Linked DNA regions of Homo sapiens: region 1 is linked to region 2. The links are chromatin loops, found by intact Hi-C in ENCODE. Cell type or tissue: heart left ventricle. All regions are shown on one strand.

What was found. Peaks named below come from ENCODE experiments on the same cell type or tissue, not always from the same donor. Only the 100,000 strongest peaks of a DNase experiment are listed, where the experiment ranks them.
Region 1: a loop joins it to region 2, with 5 times the contacts of the local background. A loop is called at or near these places in 9 of 110 quality-filtered maps.

Annotation. Positions count from the first base shown.
Region 1 is chr9:69,040,404-69,048,403 of GRCh38, forward strand. It overlaps FXN (frataxin), which reads left to right. Exons shown (of 5, transcript NM_000144.5): 2 at 5,982-6,079. Among named protein-coding and RNA genes, the nearest start is that of FXN, 8.7 kb to the left of the region's middle. RefSeq lists a silencer at 4,370-4,664 and an enhancer at 4,967-5,962. In heart left ventricle, no CTCF peak of the experiment used is centred here; no DNase peak of the experiment used is centred here; H3K27ac peaks cover 1,196 bases.
Region 2 is chr9:69,873,778-69,881,777 of GRCh38, forward strand. The region is part of intron 4 of CFAP95 (cilia and flagella associated protein 95); the gene reads left to right. Among named protein-coding and RNA genes, the nearest start is that of CFAP95, 57 kb to the left of the region's middle. In heart left ventricle, a CTCF peak has its summit at 4,283 (motif pointing left); no DNase peak of the experiment used is centred here.

The DNA of each region.
Region 1 (8,000 bases), 830 kb before region 2:
CACGCCTGTAATCCCAGCACTTTGGGAGGCCGAGGCAGGTGGATCACGAGTTCAGGAGATGGAGACCATCCTGGCTAATACGATGAAACCCCATCTCTACTAAAAATACAAAAAATTAGCCGGGCGTGGTGACGGGTGCCTGTAGTCCCCACTACTCGGGACGCTGAGGCAGGAGAATGGCGTGAACCCGGGAGGCAGAGCTTGCAGTGATCCGAGATCGTGCCACTGCACTCCAGCCTGGGTGACAGAGCGAGACTGCATCTCAAAGAAAAAAATAAATAAATAAATAAATATTTATACTGCTTATAAACTAATAATAAATGCTATGGTCTGCATGTTTGTGTCACCCCACCATTCATATGTTAAAACCTAATCACCAAAGTGATATTAGGAGGTGGGGCCCTTGGGAGGTGATGAGGTATGAGGGTGGAGCCCATATGATTGGGATTAGTGCCCTTCTAAAATAGCCCAACGGAGCCCAGTGACAAGGCATCATCTATGAACCAGGAAACTGGCCCTCACCAGACACCAAAGCTGTTGGTGCATTGATCTTGGATTTCCCACCCTCCAGGACTCTAAGAAACACATTTCTATTGTTTATAAGCCACCCAGTGGCTGGTATTTTGTTATAACATCCCAGACTAAGACAAATAACAAATACTTGTATCCCTGACACCAGGTTAAGAGATAGAATTTGTTTGTTCCTCTGGAGGCCCTTGTCTTCACCCCATCACTGCCCTGTCCTCCCTGGAGGAATCTGCCAGCCCGAATTCTGTTCATCGTACCCTCCTTTTCTTAGAGTTTGACCTCCTCTGTATCTCCCCCAATCCATGTATTGCTTATATACAAGGTATTCTGCTGTATCTGTTCTGCTATGGCTTGCCCCTTTTGTTCAACACTGTTTTTGTGCGTCATCTGCATTGATGCATGCAGTTGTCCTTTATTTGTTCTCACTGCTGGATAGTATCTGGTTGGGTAAATATATCACACTGTAAATCACACTATCCAGGTTCCTTTAGGTGACATTTGGTTGATTGCAGTGTTCTGTTGTTACGATGGTGCTGCTGTGACTGTTCTTGTGCATGGACAGAAGTTCCTTTCAGGTGAATTTCTCAGAATGGAATTGCTGGGCAAAGGGGCAGCCAATAATCAACTCATTTGATGCCAAAAGTGGTGGTGCCAGTTCATCCTCCCCTGCGAGGTATGGGTCCTGATTCACTCTTCAAGTGCTGTGGTTTGACAGGGCCGGGGGTGACAAGGGGACACCTGGGAAGGAAAGCTGGGCTCCCTGCTGGCCATCCAGGCCAGTCCTTACCAGGGGGTAGGCAATGATTGGGTCAAGTGGTTCCTGACCACTGGGCCTGAGACTTCAGGCCCAGAAACTATCTAATATTTCCTCAAATGCATCCCATGAGCAGGCACTGTGTGAGTGAGCACACACATCTGAAGCCTCAAGCTAGGCAAGCCTACCATGACTTGTGGTCCAAGGGCTCACGGGTGACCTGGAGTTAGAGGGAGACATGGCTGCCAGGTGGCTTTAGAAAGAACACTCATCATGGCCAGGTGCGGTGGCTTACGCCTGTAATCCCAGCACTTTGGGAGGCCAAGGTGGGTGGATCATGAGGTCAGGAGTGAGACCAGCCTGACCAACATGCTGAAACCTGTCTCTCCTAAAAACACAAAAATTAGCTGGGCATGGAGGTGCACGCCTGTAATCCCAGCTACTCAGGAGGCTGAGGCAGGAGAATCACTTGAACCCGGGAGGCGGAGGTTGCAATAAGCCTAGATTGTGCCACTGCATTCCAGCCTGGGCAACAGAGCAAGACTCCGTCTCAGAAAAAAAAAAAAAAAGGAAGAACACTCATCCTATGACCTTGACCTCCAAGCTTTGCCTCCCTCAAGCAGAACAGAATGGAGCCTCCCTTAGGCAGAGGCGGAAGTTTGCCTCTCACCTAGTTCTCCATTCTTTTGTTCAGAGCCTGAATACCCTCAGGCTCTGTACTTGGGGTATTTCTGTTCTCTTGTTTTATGCTCACGGTTGTGAGGTTTGTTGTGAGTACCACGATCCCTTCCTTCAGAGGAGTAAACTGAGGTTCCAAAAGGTTTAGCAGTTGCCCGAGGAATATTAAATTGGCAAAAGCAGGTAGAATATAAAGCAAGGAGTATTTGGCAACGGTTCTTTTTTATGATTAAAAACAGCCGAAGAAAGACTTCTACTTGTGCCTTTGAAGGAGTAACTGCATTTGACCTTCCCACCAGTAACAACCATCAAATCTCTATTAAATTAAACACACACACACACAAACAAAAACAGCTATTGTGAAGGTATCAGCGACTAAGACAACTAAGGTTTGAGGGGCCAGGATCCTGGAGAGATGGAAACTTCCCTGAGGTGAGCCCCACATTCTCAGACACTTTTCCTTGGATGTTTTGAGCACTGCTTTAATTCCTGGGAAAACAATTCCTTCCACTGTGCACAGACTCTGGGGCCAGACAGCTTGGGTTCAATCCCAGCTCTGCCACTTAATGTCTGTGTATCTGTGTAGGCAAGTTACCCTTTGGTGCGTCAGTTTCCTCATCTGTAAAACACAACTATAGTTGATCCTCATTCGTTAAGAGTCTGTACTTGTTAATTTGCTCACTTGCTAAAATTTGTTACCCCAAAATCAGTACCCCTAGCCTTTTGGGGTCGTTTCAAAGATGTGTGCAGAGCGGCAAAAAAATGTGAGCTCCTCCAGGCTCATGTTCCCAGCCAAGGTCCAACAAAGTGCTGCCCTGCCTTCTTATTTCAGCTGTCATAGTGTAAACTGTGTCCTTTTCACAGTCTGATTAGTGCCATGTTTTTCAGATTTTTATGCTTTTTTCTTGGTTATTTCTCTGTTAAAATTGTCTCCAAGTGTAGTGCAAAGTTTAGCACGAGGAGGCTGTGATGTTCCTTACAGAGAAAATGCATGTGTTAGAGAAGCTTTGTCAGGCATGAGTTAAGGTGCTGTTGTCCTGAGATCAATTAATTTGTTGTTGTTGTTGTTTGAGACAGGGTCTCCCTCTGTTGCCCAGGCTGCTGGAGTGCAATGGTGTAATCATAGCTCACTGCAGCCTCTACCTCTCTGGCTCAAGCAATCCTCCCACCTCGGCCTCCTGAGTAGCTGGGACTACAGGTACACCCCACCACACCCAGATAATGTTTTTGATATTTTTTTAGGTGGAATTTTGCTCATCACCCAGGCTGGAGTGCAATGGTGCGATCCTGGCTCACTGCAACCTCCACCTCCCGGATTCAAGCAATTCTTCTGCCTCAGCCTCCTGAGTAGCACAGATTACAGGCACATGTCATCACGCCTTGCTAATTTTTGTGTTTTTAGTAGAGGCGGGGTTTCACCATGTTGGCCAGGCTAGTCTTGAACTCCTGACCTCAGGTGATCCACCCGCCTCCGCCTCCCAAACTGCAGAGATTATAGGCACGAACCACAATGCCCGGCCTCATGTTTTTTATTTTTCAAGTTGAAATGAGGTCTCTCTATGTTGCCCAGGTTGGTCTCAAACTCTTGAGCTCAAGTAATCCTCCCACCTTGGCCTCCCAAAGTGCGGGGATTACAGGTGTGAGCTACCATGCCCAGCCAAGATCAGTGTTAATGAATCAACTATATATATTACATAAGGTGTCTTTAAACAGAAATAAGGTTATATATTGATCGATTGGTAACAATGTTGTGACCAGCAGCTTACAGGGTACCTAGCCTTGTATTTCTCCTATAAATAATTTGCTCGTTGAGTGTTTGTGGCAACTTTGTAGCACATAACTACCAAGAATAAGGACTGTAATAAGAGTACGTCCCTCACAGGATTGTAATGAAGACTGAGTCCATTTACATAAAGGCTGAGAGCAGTGTCAAGCAGATGGAGAACACTGTAGAATGTGCGATAGCTCTAACAGTGGTTATCATGGCTGCCCTCTCACTTCTTCAGAGACATGTGTTTCTAAGGTCTGCACTCTGCCCCACCCTCCCCATCCACTGTCCCCCAGCCCGTTTCCTCCTCCACTTACTTCCCAGCCCTGTGCCTTCTGCCTTCTCTTTTCTGAGTTTGCTAAGGGCACTGCTGGCTCAAGAGCAGTAACTAACAGTCTCTCGCCTCTTCTCTCCATGGCAACCAGTGACCTTTGGAGAATGTAAACCTTATCACCAATCTCTTAAAGCCCTTCGGTGCCTTCCCAGGATGACGTCCAGCTGAGGTCCTTGGCAAGACCCAGGGCGCCCCCTCCTCGCTCCATCACCTCCCCTGTCACCTCCCCTGCATCTCCCTACTCCAGCTGCACCACTCTTGTGCCCCAGTGGCTCTTGTCTGATTATTTCCTTCATCTCCCCAGCTGGTCAGCAGAGCTGGTGGTAATCAACTCAGACCCTGTCACCTGGATGTCCAGCAGTTAGGGACTAAAAAAAATCAACAGGTCACATTCTGTCCTGCAGATCATGATAATAAGATCTGTCAGACAGCAGTCAGCAGTCAGAGCCAAATCTTCTGGACTTCAGCAGGATTCTGCCTCTTGCTATTTCCTGTTGCCTCTCTTAGTGACCTTTTAAGAGCATTGTGGATGCCTCCCAGCCTCCTGCTAACCACCCTGTAACCTGAACAGCCTGCAGCAGCCCTGCCCAGTAGAACTTCCTGATGTGATGGAAATGCTGTGTCTGCACCACTAGCCACATGTGGCCACAGGATTCTCGAAACTGGTGGTGCAGTTGAGGAGCTGACTTTATATTTTATCTCATTAAATTTAAATGTAAATAGCTACGTGTGGCTTGTTGGCTAGCCTATTGGAAAACACGGGCTTAGAGAGACACAGGGAGAATCACTGTAATGCACTAAAAGAAGGTAAAAAAAAAAAAATCCTAAGAAATATTCCTAAAATACTTTAATATAGGGCTGGGTGCGGTGGCTCACATCCAGCATTTTGGGAAGCTGAGGAGGGCAGATCACTTGAGGCCAGGAGTTCAAGACCAGCCTGGCCAACATGGTGAAACCCCGTCTCTACTAAAAATACAAAAAATCGGGTGCGGTGGCGGGTGCCTGTAATCCCAGCTACGCGGGAGGCTGAGGCACGAGAATCACTCGAACCCGGGAGGCGGGGGTTGCAGTGAGCCGAGATCGTGCCACTGCACTCCAGCCTGGGCGACAGAGCGAGACTTCATCTCAAAAACAAAAAACAAAAACCAAAAAAAAAAACTTCAGCATGATTATTTAACCAAAATGCAGGTTAGTTGTTCACCGGATGCAGAGTCCAATTAACAAGAGCAAGGCCTGGTACCAAAAAAAGTGAATTTACTCCGAAACTAGCTTGGGTGAGGGGTACAAAGCATCCTGCCTTTCTTTAAAAGTGCTGCTTCCCCTTGGAAGTAGAAAGTGGACACTTTTATAAGGTAAGGGGGGAAGTGTGCAAGGGCAAGTGGGGGGGTCCCTCTGCTAGTTCCGTGCATACTCTACAGGACAGTTGACTTGGCACCTTCCTGGTTAGTAATAAGCTGTAGCAGTGGCCAAGTGGGCATGCTTTCAGTATGCCCTCCCAGTGAATGAAAGTCCTGAGGCAACCCCCAAGGGTGGAAGTGCCAGGCCACCACCCACTGGAGGTGAAAGTTCCGTGATGGGTTTGCTTTGGTCTGCGAATCTACTGTCATGTGGAGAGATCTGTGCTCTGGAAGAGCATACAGTTAGAAAAGCTTGCCCTGAAGGGAATGTATGGTGAAGGGGAGGTGAAAGGTTATATTTGCATTTCTGAAGGGCTAAGTAGGAAACCGGGAACCAGGGGAGAGGAGAAGAGAAGAGAGGATAATTTTTTTTAAGAAAAGCAACATATTCCCTTTTTCTTAGAAAAAATGGAGCACTCGGTTACAGGCACTCGAATGTAGAAGTAGCAATATATAAATTATGCATTAATGGGTTATAATTCACTGAAAAATAGTAACGTACTTCTTAACTTTGGCTTTCAGAGTTCGAACCAACGTGGCCTCAACCAGATTTGGAATGTCAAAAAGCAGAGTGTCTATTTGATGAATTTGAGGAAATCTGGAACTTTGGGCCACCCAGGGTAAGATAAAACACCTTCCACGTCATAGGTATCTTCCTCTCTCCTTCCCTGCCTCTCCCATTAGAACCTGGTTTTCTTCCTGAGCAGCAACAATCTTAGGCATCTTTCCATGTGACTGAGTATCCACCACATTATTTTTAATGAAATAGTATTAGATTGCATGGATGTGACATAATCCATTTAACCCATCCCCTACTGTTGGACATTCAGGTTGTTTCCAGAGTTTCAATATTATTTTATTTAATACCCTAATAGTTAGAGCAGGCCATGCTGCTATCACAAATAGACCCAAATATTTAATAGCTCAAACCAATAACGTTTGTGTCCTCCTCTCTGGGCAGTACAGGGTTGGCATACCTCCTGAAGTGAATTAGGAACTACACTCATTCCAGCTTCCAGTTTGGTCTTTATCTGTCAGTGCCTTACTGTCCTCTGCATTGTTGAGTCTCAGTCACCTTGTCCAAGTTCCATTGGCCAGAAAGGGCTAGAAGCACAGAAGGGCTGGAAGTGGCATTTGTTCCTCACTCACATTCTGGTGGGAAGAACTTAGTGGTGTGGCCTTAGCTGACTGTAAGGGAGGCTGGGAAATATAGTCTAGCGAGTGCCCTGGAAAAAGCCGGCACGGCATTCCCCATGGAAAGCTGTCAGGCACGGCTACAGTCTACCCCCTGCCAACCAGTATCTGCATGGACCCTCCTTCCACACTCAGATGCATTTACCCCCAGCCCCAAGAGAGCCAACCGATGCCCATGTGGTCACCACAGCCACCTCCGAGTCCAAGATTTCCAGGTGACATGCAGTCTCCTCTCTCCCAGCTTTAGGAATGGCTTCTTCTGATCTACACACAGACACAGACACACACACACAGACACACACACACACACACACACACACACACGATGGAGAGGGGCAGGATAACTGCAACTGTAACTCCATTCAGAAAAGAGGCACAGCACTAGCTGCCCGCAGCACTGGAGCCCTGCTGGGCAGCACTGGATCAACCTCTGCCCTGGCAGAGGAGCATGTTCCTCCACAAATCCCTGCTTCAGCCTCTCGAGAGGCTCCTCCTTGTCTGTTATTTTCCTTGGCCACAAGGCAGGCAGGCAGTGGGAAGTGTGCCCTCCTCCGGGGCAAGGAGCCTTCACAGCCCACTTCCTGCTAATAACAGTTTGGGGTTCCACAGGGTGTTTTAAGACTCCAGTCAGCTATTTTAGGCCAGACTCATTTCTCTCTCTCTCTCTCTTTTTTTTTCTTTTATGAAATCACACCCTGAGACCCAGGCTGGAGTGCAGTGGTGCGATCTCGGCTCACTGCAGCCTCCGCCTCCCGGGTTCAAGCAATCCTCCTGCCTCAGCCTCCTGAGTAGCTGGGACTATAGGCGTGCAGTGCCACACCTAGCTAATTTTTGTATTTTTAGTAAAGACGGGGTTTCACCATGTTGGCCAGGCTGGTCTTGAACTCCTGACCTCAGATGATCCGCCCGCCTCGGCCTCCCAAAGTGCTGGGATTACTGGCATGAGCCACTGCGCCCAGCCCAGACTCATTTTTCTTTGAGAGTAGGCTTTTCCCAAAAGTAGGCTTCTGAGCTATTCACTTTCAGGCAGTCCCATGTGCCAGGAACCACATCCAAATTTCCTCCGTGGATGGGAGTCTCAGGCTGCCTTATCTCCTTGCATGTCCCCATGCCCAGCTGTCTCAGCCTAAGGGCAGGTACCTTGAAGTCAAGTTAAACAATAAGATTGGAGACCAGCAATGCCCTCAGCCTGGTTTTTGCAGCAGGACTGAGTCCCTTGTTTTGGCTCAATGGGAAGTCTTTGCTGTTCAAAGCCTTAGCTTCTCTGGCTGAGTGCGGTGGCTCACGCCTGTCATCCTAGCTCTTTGGGAGGCCGAGGTGAGCAGATCACTGAGGCCAGGAGTTCAA
Region 2 (8,000 bases):
AAAAGAAACAGTTGATCTTTAAGGTTTCTTTGAGCCTAAGAAGCTGTGATTCTGTGGGCTTGGGTACATCATCTTGTCATCCAGTCACATATGTTACCACTGGTGTTAGGGCAGCTGTAGACGTTTTAACTCATACCATGAATTTTATGATAACTCCATTATCAGACACCTTTTCCTTTCTTATCTTACGAAACATCTTTCATTGTACTCTGCCTTATAAAGTATATAATAACTACAACTGTTAAAGACAAAAGAGGGCACGTGTAGCAAATTGTGGGTGGTGCAGGGTGAAAGCCAGCCACCTAAATTCCCGGCATCCTTACAGTGTGGCATATCCTAGTGAATTTACTGGTTTCTGGTTTTACATTTCCAGAAAGCCTGTTTTTATCAGTACTTCAGAATTTATCTGACACATGGAGATCAACTCGTGCTCATTAAATCACGATAAACACCAGAATTCTAAGTAGTTAATTTATAATGAGAAATAAAAATTTCAAGCACACCAGACGGTCATGTCAGCCTAATAAAAGGCATTCTCTCTCTGTGAAAAACCATACGGGAAGCCAAACAATCATCAGAATGTTGTTCACTCTTTGGAATCAGAGCAAGGGGAGTTGGTTACGTGATTACAATGATTAATGGCCTTAGACTTTGGTGGCCTGATTGTAATAGGATTCTTTCGGTTGTAAGGAACAAAAACACAATTAAAATTTTCTTGGGCAAAAAGGACAGTTTATTAAAAGAGTACTGGAGTGCCTCATGGAACTTTGGGAAAGTCCTTGGAAGAGCCTGACTTCAGAGATGACTGGACTCAGGACTAAAAAAAACCTGGGATTCTCTTCCTGTTGGCTTTATTCCCTCCCGCTGAGGACCAACTTCTTCCACCGGCTGGAGGATATTACATCTCTCAGTTACTGTCACGGGAGAGTGAGTGCCCCTTTTCCAGTAGTTTCTATTAAGAAAAGGAAATCCCAAAGAGGGCCCTGATCAGACTGGTATTTGGACCTAAGAGCCACGAGTAGGGATGGGAGCTGTAAAGCAGAGCCACCTGGCACAGGCTTGTTCCTGCTGGTTCCAGATAATGACTTAAATCACTGTTGGCTGTCAGTAAGTCCGGGTTGGTGGATTGACATTGATGTAGTCCAGCTCTGCTTCCAGAACCAGGGGGATCTGTTTGTAAACCAGGATACCTCTTCCCCAAGACAATGCCTAGAAATAATGCCTCTGTTGTTTTTCTGACCTCTTGCTTCCTGGAGTTTCTCTGAAGGGCATTTCTCTTAATGGACTTGTTCTTTTTGCTACAGCTAATATCTAGAGGAATATCCATGTTGATTTCCCATATTTTTATTCTCAAAAGACCACCTTATTTCAAATTTGGGGAGCACATAATGTACTCTCTATCACTTAAAAATTGATTGTTGCCCTGTTTTTTGGATTTTTTTTTTAAGGGGGTGAGGGAAGGAGAAGGCAATCACAAAGAGTTGGTGAGTAATTGGCTGAAAGTCATCATTCAATATTATAAAAGTTTCCATTTTGTTCCACAATGCCTTTTTAGAAAGATAACTGAATGTTTTAATCTTTCACCTGTATTTACTTTGCATACTCAGTGTAGTTAATCTATATCTCTTTATATTCTAATTTTATTTTTATTGATTTAAATATTCAATGAATGTTTCTCATTGCCTACTTTGTATCAGACTCTGTGCTGGGAGGTGATAATAAGGAGAGGCAAAAGGGCTCAATTAGGAGGGATAGGTTTCTATCTGCTTTACACGAGTGGAGAGATACCCAAAAGCTGACCTGCAGGACAGTTCTACCCAAAGCAACTCTCCAGTGTTCTGCTGGGGTTCCTGATAAGCATATCATTTGAGTCATAACTTTGAGTAGGAAGAGGGTAGGGAAGCAAGTTCACTGTTGTCTATTAACACAAACATATTTTAAGATTATGGAATATTTTCATTATCTAAAATACTCTTCAAACATCCATCTACTCATTACCCAGTTATAATGTAAGTTAATATTTTTACTATACATGCTTCAATGTTTTTAAAGAAATGGTTTATCATGATTTATATGGCCATTCAATATATCCATTTTCTTGCAGGACATTAGCTTCCAAATTTTCACTATTACAAATAAGGCCACAGTAACTGTCATTATACACATCTCCTTGAATATATATGTAAGAGTTTCTTTATACACCATAAATATTACAATTATAAATCACCAATTCGCAATAACATTTTTTAAAAAAGAGTTTTCTTTATACTCAGAATTGTTGGGTAATAAGACATATGCACCTTCAATTTTGCAAGATATTGCCACTAGTTTTGCTTGAACATATTTATTGTTTCATATCCTTATAAATAGGGATTTTTAATTTTTATCAATCTAATAGATATTACATGGCATTTCATTGTTGTTTTACTTTGCATTTCACTAATTACTAAATTTGATTTGCAAGAGTTTTAAAGGCTGGGCACAGTGGCTCAGGCCTATAATCCCAGCATTTTGGGAGACCAAGGCAGGTGGATCTCTTGAGGCCAGGAGTTCAAGACCAGCCTGGCCAACATGACAAAACCCCATCTCTACTAAAAATACAAAAATTACTTGGGCCTGGTGATGCATGCCTGTAGTTCCAGCTACTTGGAAGGTTGAGGCAGGAGAATTGCTTGAACCTGGGAGGCAGAGGTTGCAGTGAGCCATGATTGTGCCACTGCACTCCAGCCTGGGGATGACAGAGTGAGATTTTGTCTAAAAAGAAAAAAAAAAGAGTTTTAAAAAATTAATTCTGTTATTAATCCTCTTTTGGTTAGATTTATTTTATTGATCCTCTTTTGGTTAGATTTATTTCATTTTATTTTACTATTTTTTTGAGATGGAGTCTTGCGCTGTCTCCCAGGCTAGAGTGCAATGGCGCAGTTTTGGCTCACTGCAACCTCCGCCTCCTGGGTTCAAGTGATTCCCCTGCCTCAGCCTCCCAAGTAGCTGGGACTACAGGCACCCGCCAGCACGCCTGGCTAATTTTTGTATTTTTAGTAGAGACGGGGTTTCACCATGTTGGCCAGGCTGGTCTCAAACTCCTGACCTCAAGTGATCCACCTGCCTTGGCCTCCCAAAGTGTTGGGATTACAGGCATGAGCCACTGCACCCAGCCTTTTGGTTAGATTTATAATAAACATCTTCTTCCAGTCTATGACTTTTCTGAAAACTTTGTTTATAGTATCTTTTGATCAACAGAAGTTTTAATTTACAATTTAGTCAAGACCTAAATATGAAATGTCAAATTCTAAAATTTTAGAAATTTCATATATAATGCATACATATATACGTAATATACATGTAATTATATATGCTTATATGTAATATTTTTATAAGACTAAAGGTTTAGCCCAGCATCACGTGACTCACTCTTTCCTCACTAACTTGTAAGGCCATTTCCATCATACACCAAATTCCTATATTTAAGCAGTTCTGCTTCTAGGCTTTACATTTTCTCAATTGGTCTATTTTTATACTGACTCTCTTTGGCACTTCATAGAGTCATATGACTATTAGGATTTGTTTGTCAAGTTCTACAAAACACCTTATTGGTGTTTAGATTGGAAGTGCTTTAAATTTTTTGGATGGAATAATTGCTATCATTATATCCACCATTCCACACGTACATAAATTATTTTACGTTTTTCCACAACATTTTGTATTTTCCCCATAAATGACTTGTATATCTTCTGTTACATGTATTCTTATAGGAAACAGATATTTTGTTGCAAGTATAAATGGGATTTTCCTCCTTTGATTATGCTTTCTAATTTCTTGTTGCAGGTATATGGCTATGCTATTTTTGTATATTGATCTTTTATCCAACAACCTTGCTGAAACTTGCCTATTGTTATAATTTGTAGATTCTCTTGTATTTTTAAAAATGTAAACAACTTTGTCATCCATGGAAGATGATGATTTTGTTTCCTTTATTCCAATTATGCTATTTGCTAATGTTGATTTTGCTTGTCTTTCTTGTTTTACTGCATTTTCTAGGCTCTCTAGTGCATTATTGAATAGAAATGCTAATGGAGGACTTCTGTGACTGGGACTATTTCAGGGGGAGAATTTTCATGAGCTTAGTTTTTATTCTTCTTTATTGTGTTCTTCTCATAGTAATGTTGCCTTGTTCTGTTCATTTAAAGTATGATGGATTTTCCTGGACTAGCAGCAATCATAGATAATTCTATCCAGGAGGAATGAAAACTTTGGGCAGTTTGCTCAATATCCTAGTTCAAGAGTGCCCTCTTCAGTTCTAACAGTGAAGTGAGGCTTATTTAATTAATGACACGTTTCTGGGGTGGTGAAACATAGGAGGGAGTGATGTTTACTGATAATCGTGATACTACCTTACAGCCCTAGGATCCTTATTTTCTTGTGTTTTATTTCTCATTTTTCTTTACCTTCTAGTTGTACTGCTCCTTCCCAGAAGCAGTGTCTTCCCAAGACTATAACTGTGGTCCTGGATACTTCCTTGAAAAGTCATGCTTCAGATCTTCTGGTCTTAGACTTGTTCTTACGATTTCCTCATCAGGGAAGGGCGTTCTCCTTCTGTGGGTGCTGTCCTCTGTGTTTCACCCCTGCTAGAGACTTGCCACCTCTCCTGTCTTCCATATAATCCCTGCCTGATTCTGTTTCAGCATGGGCTCTGATTTGGCTCTACGGATTCTGGACTGTTCTACCTACATGTAAATCCAAGTTTGTGGTATTCCCTATCCTTCACTATGCTCTACCTCTGGGCAATTGTGAAGTTTTATTTGCTTTACTGTTGACCTGTATGGTTTTGGAGGATGTATGTAGAGATTTGGATTTAAGGAACCAAAGGGTTGAGAAATGTGTGTTACAATCTTCCTGCATAAATGTGGATTTGTCATTTTATTTCTGTGATTCTGGTCTATTTTTGTCTTACGTATTTGTATTGGGCTGTTCTTGCATTGCTATAAAGAAATCCCTGAGACTGGGTAATTTACAAAGAAAAGAGGTTTAATTGGCTCACAGTTCTACAGGCTTTATAGGAAACATGGTGCTGGCATCTGCTCAGCTTCTAGGGAGTCCTCAGACAGCTTTTACTCATGGCAGAAGGTGAAGGGGGAGCAGGCACATCGCATGGCAGAAGCAGGAGCAAGAAAGAGAGTTGGGGGGCAGGAGCTACACACTTTTATATGACCAGATAGTGCGAGAACTCACTCACTATTATGACGATGGCACCAGGCCATGAGGGATCTGCCTCCATGACCCAAACACCTCCCCCCAGGCCTCACCTCCAGTATTGGGAATTACAATTCAACATGAGATTTGGGCAGGGACAAATATCCAAACAGTGTCAATATTCTATATGTTGTTAGGTTTATTGACATAAGATTGTTATATACTTTCTTGGTGACTTGCTCTTTTAATCAGTAGATAATGATCTTTGTAACTAGTAATTTTTGCTCAAAGTCTCTTACATAGGATGTTATTATAAGAATTCAATTTCCTTTGGTTAATATTTGCTATTGTTGACCAAAAGATCACCAGGATGGCTAAATAGTAGAAAGGAGAGCTTTATTGGAGATATTGGTTTGGAAGCTGGGAAGAGAAAGTCTCCAGCATGGACGAGGGGAAGCACAGTTTGGGTTTTATGCCTCACAGGGCCTGAATCATGCATATTCAGGAGGTTCGGGGGGAAAAGCTATACGTATTTATGAGGGAGCTGTGCGCATATGTAATGGATAAATATGCATATGACATACATCCTACGTTCACTTTGGGACTGGGTTTTAACATTAAAATGAGGTGGAATTTGGCTTTATCAAAGGGTGAACTTTAGGACACAAAGACAGTTTATGCACAGCCTCTATCAGCTGGCTGAAACTGTTTAAAGGTCTGCAATTGCTTATCAGAGAAGAAAGTTTGTAAGGCCAGTCCTTTATCCAATTAGAGTCATAGTGGTTTGGATCGTAAGTCAGAATTAGGACAATTGGCCTGATATCTCCTATTGTTAGGATATTTAGTGAGAATTTAGAAATTTGCCATGCCAAACCATCCCTGAATCCCCAACCCATAGGTAACTTTTTGTTTTTTTTTTAACCTTAGGTTCTGTCTTAGTTGATAAAGGGGCATCTATTTTGGTCTCTCACATCACACTGTATATACTTTTATATATTTTTGTTTGTTTTGGTTTATTTTTTATTATTTTATGTTTAATTTTTGTGGGTACATAGTAGGTGTATGTATTTATAGAATACATGAGATTTTGGTACAGGCATGCAATGCATAATAATCACATCATGAAAAACTGGGTATCCATCCTCTCAAGCATTTATCCTTTGTGTTACAAACAATCCAATTATACTCTTTTAGTTATTTTAAAGTGTACAATTAAATTACTATTGACTATAGTCCCCACGTTGTGCTATTAAATACTAGGTCTTACTCATTCTCTCTATTATTTTTTGTACCCATTCACCATCCCACCTCCCCACTATGCCATCCCTTCCCTGCCCTGACTATCCTTCCCATCCTCTGGTAACCATCCTTCTACTCCCTATGTCCATGAGTTCAGTTGTTTTGGTTTGTAGATCCCTCAAACACGGTGAGAACATGTGATATTTGTTTTTTTTGTGCCTGGCTTATTTCACTTAACATAGTGATCTCCTGTTCTATCAATGTTGTTGCAAAAGACAGAATCTCATTCTTTTTAATGGCTGAATAGTGGTTCATTGTCTATAAGTACCACATTTTCTCTATCCATTCACCTGTTGATGAATTCTTAGGTTACTTCCAAATCTTGGCTATTGTGAACAGTGCTGCAACAAACTTGGGAGTGCAGGTATTTCTTTGATATACTGATTTCCTTTGTTTTGCATATATACCCAGCAGTGGGATTGCTGCATCATATGATAGCTCAATTGTTAGCTTTTTGAGGAACCTCCAAACTGTTCTCCATAGTGGTTGTACTAATTTACATTCTTACAACAGTATATAAGGGTTTCCTTTTCTCCACATCCTCACCAGCATTTGTTATTGCCTGTCTTGTGGATATAAGCCATTTTAACCGGCATGAGATGATATCTCATTGTAGTTTTGGTTTGCATTTCTCTAATGATCAATGATGTTGAGCACCTTTTCATATGCCTATTTGCCACTTGTATGTCTTCTTTTGAGAAATGTCTATTCAAATCTTTGGCCCATTTTTTGATAGGATTATTAGATTTTTTTTTTCCTGTAGAGTTGTTTGAGCTCTTTATATATTCTGGTAACTAATCCCTTGTCAGATGGGTAGTTTGTAAATATTTTCTCCAATTCTGTGGGTTATCCCTTCGCTTTGTTGATTGTATCCTTTGCCATGCAGAAGATTTTTAACTTGATGTGATCCCATTTGTCTACTTTTGCTTTGGCTGCCTGTGCTTGTGGAGTATTGCTCAAGAAGTCTTTGCCCAGACCAATGTCCTGGAGATTTTTCCCAATGTTTTCTTGTAGTAGTTTCATAGTTTGAGGTCACAGATTAAAGTCTTTAATCCATTTTGATTTGATTTCTGTATATGGTGAGAGATAGGGGTCTAGTTTCATTTTCTGCATATGGAAATCCAGTTTCCCCAGCACCGTTTGTTGAAGAGACTGTCTTTTCTCCAGTGTCTGTTCTTGGCACCTTTCTCAAAAATGAATTCACTGTAGGTGTGTGGATTTGTTTCTGGGTTCTGTATTCTGTTCCATTGGTCTGTGTGTCTGTTTTTATGCTAATACCATGCTGTTTTGGTTACTATAGCTTTGTAACATAATTTGAAGTCAAATAATGTGACTCTTGCAGTTTTGTTCTTTTGGCTCAGGATAGCTTTGGCTATTCTGTGTCTTTTGTTATTCCATATACATTTTAGGATTGTTTCTTCTATTTCCATAAAAGATGTCATTGGTATTTTGATAGGGGTTGCATTGAATCTGTAGATTGCTCTGGGTAATATGGACATTTTAACAATATT